2 separate regions of the Homo sapiens genome follow, and region 2 is linked to region 1. A link is a loop called in an ENCODE intact Hi-C map of the cell type or tissue named here. Cell type or tissue: ovary. All regions are shown on one strand.

Region 1 (2,500 bases):
AGAAGTTAACAGTCATTACTGTCTGCACTCTAGAATGAGAACCAATTTATGGGATTAGCATAGAGCAAAATAAGAGTTTCAGAGTACCAAAATAAGGGTGAAACATTAATTGGGGAAGAGGAGGCCCGGCACATTCCACGTAGCATATTGAGTCCTGGAGAAGGTGAGGTGTGTGAGCACTAGTAAAATGCATGTGTGGGCAGTCTCCTTTACAATTCGCGCTGGGCTTCATTATGACAACAAGTTAAGAAGTTCAGTACTGTGCAGGTATTCATTAATGCCGTGGCCTTAGCCAAGTTTCTTAAAGTCTCAGAACTTAAGTTTCTTTCTTTCTTTTTTTTTTTTTTTTTTGAGATGGAGTTTTGTTCTTGTTGCCCAGGCTGGAGTGCAATGGCCATGATCTTCTCTCACCGCAACCTCCGCCTCCTGGGTTCAAGTGATTCTCCTGCCTCAGCCTCTGGAGTAGCTGGGATTACAGGCATGTACCACCAGGCCCAGCTAATTTTATATTTTTAGTAGAGACAGGGTTTCACCATGTTGGTCAGGCTGGTCTCGAACTCCCGACCTCAGGTGATCCGCCCGCCTCGGTCTCCCAAAGTGATGGGATTACAGGTGTGAGCCACCGTGCCCGGTGGGAACTTCAGTTTCTTTACATGTAAAATTGGCATAATAAAAAAGGGAGGGGTACAATGAGAGAGTGGTGAAGATGAAGAGAAGTGACTTATGTGAAAACCAGTCGTTCATAGATGGTCAATAAATATTCATTCCCTTCTTTGAGCTTTTCCTTCTCTTGGCCCAGGCCATGTCTTTCTCCGCAGCGTTTACCACCATCTAACAGTGAGAGATAACTTACTTTTCGATTGTCCCCCATTAACTTGTCAGCTGCATGAGAGCAGGGATTTTGTTTGCTTTGTACCTAGCACCTTGAGCCATGCCTAACACGGAAACCTTTCCTTTGGACAGTGCAATCTTGGGCTTGTTTGCTGTCACTTCCATGACTTGCATTTATGAGGTTTTTGGAAAATGTTCCTTGATGAGAAAATATTCAAGAAAAATTGGATTATTTAGAAAGATGGGCAAACCTGCTCGCGGAGAAATTATCTGCTTAGTGACCTGTTATCTGCTGCCCTCTAATGGCTGAGCCGAGTCACCATTAGCAGGCGGCAGGTGGCTTTGTCATGGTGTAGTGAGTGACCAGAGCCTGGCTCAGGGGGTGCAGCCGACCAGGGCTGGGAATAGGATGGGGCATTGCTGAAGGGGGAAGGAGAAAGACATGCAGAATACAGACGTGTTTGTTTCCTTCTTTGCACTGACCTATGTGTCCTTTGGTGAGGAGTTCTATGGCTTTTGAGTCAGAATAAAGTTATTAAGTACAAAGAGAAAAAAAAACAAAAAAAACTAAAGTCATTTTCAGAGCAGGGTTCACAGTAGAGTCAATGGCTCACCTGCCTTAGAATTTCCCAAGTTGTTGGTGTAACTGTGAATTTCTCAGACCTCCTGAACCTGAAAGAGACTGAGGTCTGAGACTCTGCATTTGTTCGGTGAGCTTCCATGTGATTCTGGTGCAGTCAAGTTTGACACCTAAGGAGTAATCTCCAATTTTTTTTTTCATCATGGAGCCCCGATGTATGTATGTTTGCTTGTTTATTTTTTAATGTTATAAATTAAATACAAAATGACTGTTCTAGTGTATTGTGTACATTATAAAACATTCACAAAAATGGAAATTTTTAAAGAATAAAAAAATACATTAAAGTTTACATATGAACTTCCCATGCCACATTTTGGATGAGTATAATTTATGATTAAATGTTATGTAACTGATCCTTAGGGTGATTATGATGGCACAACATTCATTTTCCCAAGTTTGTGGCCCCAACATCAATAGGCAGCAGGATTATCTGCAGAGGTTTTATTTCTGCTTCAATAGCATCACGGGAATTCTCTTTCTTCCCCTCTCCCTGTTTTTCTACCTCTCCACAATATTCACATTTGATGCTGGGAAAAGTTGTCATGTTTACTCTCTTTACCAAGCTGATGCTCCTAGTATTGCAATTTCTTGGTAGGAAACTGAGTGTGGACTGGTAAGGGTGTTGGCATCATATAGCCTGCAATGCCCAGGTGCTTAAGCAAACACAAATATACACCCTTGGGACTACTCCAAGACTGAACCAGTTGCAAAATCATCTCCTGTGAAACCCTGCCTAGAAAAAGCTTTCAATGCATAATTAGACTCTAATCTGGCTCTTAATTTTTCTGGGGTCATGGATCTTTAAGAATGCGATGAAATCTTCAGGCTCTCCAAGGCTGGGAAAAAATAATTCATGTGACCGTAGGTACTATTTAAGAGAGTGTAAACACTTCTGCAGTTCTCAAAGTGTGGAATCTGGGCTGGCAGCATTAGCATCATTAAGGAACTTAATAGAAACGTCCAGCAGGGCATGGTGGGGTAGGTCTGTAATCCCAGCATTTAGGAGGCCAGTGTAGGAGGATAGCTTGA
Region 2 (2,500 bases), 380 kb before region 1:
CGTACTTTTTAAATGTGTTTAAATTAATAGCTCATATTATAACATTATAAACACAGGAGATAAAATCAGGCAGAAAGTGATTTTTTAAAAAACTAATTAAAATAATATAAATTGTTTGTTGGCACAGGACTTACTGCTCTACTGTAGGAATGGCAAGAAATCACCAGTCAACAAAACTGTGACAAGTATGTTTTAGAGTTGTGCAAAGAAAGGTCAATAATCAAAAAAGTAAGTTTAGCATTTTTGCATATGAGTACATGTTTTATTTTTAGGTGGATTTTGTTATCCAACTATGAATGTTGAGAAAATGCCAGTCCCCCACACCCTCTTCCCCTTAGATATCACTACTTTCCAAAGGGAGGAAAAAAATAATCTCTTAAGAATGTAGTCTATAAACTTTGATTATTTGTTACATACATTAACTTATTATTTCTGCATTATATTACCATGGCAGTACAGACTTCACTTGGCTTTTATTTAAACAAAAGTATACTCAGTTGGGGTTACTATTAGTTTATCTGATGCTTTCATGACCATTTTAACTTTTCCCTAAAAGCTAACCAAGGAGCTGAGGAGAAATGTTTCTTTCCACACCCAAAAAGTAACTGTTGCCAAAGACACAATTTAAGAAATATAAAATTAGACCAATATCAAAAGCTGTTTCCTGCTAATACAAAACTTAAGTTTTAAATTTCTTTTTAAAGCCAACCAAAGCACATAGTCATTGAAATTACATAATTTAACTTTTTTCCCTGAATAAAAATATGTGTGAAGGCAAACATGCAACATGTTAGAACACAGAGAAAAGTGGTCTCAGAAAGCACAACGAGTAAAAACTGTGGCTGAATTCAGCAAGTAGTTTGCTGAGCTTACATAATGAGTAAGATAACTGTATCCATACTAGGCACAATGTGGAACTTGAGGATCAATCAGAAAGTCATTATCCTTAAGGAAATTTCAGTACTCATGGGTAGCCAAACAGGTCAGTTGCTTTCTTGACCCTGTGTAGAACTGGCTTTGTCTTCTGAATGCCTGTCAGTACTTCAAATTCCATTATCTCCATGAAGCTTGCCCTGTCCTGTACCCCTATGCCACATGTACCTATATTAATTGCTCCCTGCTTAGAGTATTTACGTTAATCTATTTATATTTTTCTTCAAGATCTTATATAGTGTCTTATACTTACACATATACATGTCATACCCCAGGGGTCCCCAACCTTTTTGGTACCAGGCACTACTTTTGTGGAAGACAACTTTTCCACCGGGGGAATAGTTTCAGAATGAAACTGTTCCACCTCAGATCATCAGGCATTAGTTAGATTCTCGTAAGAAGTGTGCAACCTAGGTCCCTTGCATGCACAGTTCACAATAGGGTTCACGCTCCTACGAGAATCTAATGCACCACTGATCTGACAGGAGGCAGAGCTCAGGCAGTAATGCTTGCCGGCCCACCGCTCACCTCCTGCCATGCGGCCCATTTCCTAACAGGTACGGGACCACGGCTGGGGGCTTGGGGACCCCTGTACTATCCCAATTCCCCAACAGGTCTCCAGGGGGTCCTTAAATCTGCGGTTGTCTACATATAAACTTTTCTGGAGAGGAGACAAAGTAATAATCTTTCAAGAGGCTTTCTCACTCTCAAATTATTAAGAATCATCTATATACATGAATGGATTTATAACAGTCCACCATGTTTAACTAAATCTAACCATTAGGCTTTTAAAACTGTACCAAGCAACTTAGGAGAAATATGTCTTTCACACATCCAAAATGCACTTGTTTCTATAAATACACTACAAAATTATATCAATATCAAAAGCTGTTCTCTGTTAACATAATAATAAAACTCCTAAAATAGAAACCTTAGGAAACCACTAAAATGGGAAGAAATTCTGTAGGCATAAGTGTGATCTCCAAAAAATAGATGCATGTTTTCAAAAATGTAGCAAGTATGAAGGCTTTCCCAAGGTTTTTGTTGTTGTTTTTATCGATTTTTAAAATAAAGAAATGAAATTAAATCAAAGAACACATTAACATATGGACTAACAGGCTTATGAATACAAACAAGGAAAATACATCCATGTTTATGAACTATAAAACTCATGTGTCAGTCAAATTAAATTACATTTTCAACTAAGCAGCAGCTGGTATTTTTAAGAACACATGAGGCAGAAATAAATGTTAAATCATTTAGTAAGCATTTGCAAAGTTTCCCATTCATAAAATGCAACCTCAAACACATGGTGTCAGATGGAAGCAAAGAACTTAAAGATTCATGAAACAAAGCATGCACAGTGAACAAATCTAAATCCAAAACAGCCACCAAAACTGAAAACTACATTATAAAGCCTTCTAAATTGTATTGGCAATCTGCCTTTTTAAGGAGACTGATCAGAGCTATTAGCCCAAATTGTGGTAAATGCACTGAGTATTTTACATCCAATAAACAAATTACATGCAACTAAATTACATAGACCAGGTGGCACCTAACCAAGAGG

Evidence for each region. A loop is a pair of places that touch in the nucleus more often than their neighbours do. Peaks named below come from ENCODE experiments on the same cell type or tissue, not always from the same donor. Only the 100,000 strongest peaks of a DNase experiment are listed, where the experiment ranks them.
Region 2: it touches region 1 in a loop (4-fold over the local background); 2 of 110 quality-filtered maps call a loop at or near these places.

Annotation. Positions count from the first base shown.
Region 1 is chr3:149,511,114-149,513,613 of GRCh38, reverse strand. No RefSeq gene overlaps it. Among named protein-coding and RNA genes, the nearest start is that of TM4SF4, 38 kb to the right of the region's middle. RefSeq lists a silencer at 1,048-1,147. In ovary, a CTCF peak has its summit at 1,114 (motif pointing left); a DNase peak (open chromatin) is centred at 1,153.
Region 2 is chr3:149,891,535-149,894,034 of GRCh38, reverse strand. All of the region lies in intron 4 of RNF13 (ring finger protein 13), which reads right to left. Among named protein-coding and RNA genes, the nearest start is that of PFN2, 78 kb to the left of the region's middle. In ovary, no CTCF peak of the experiment used is centred here; a DNase peak (open chromatin) is centred at 1,478.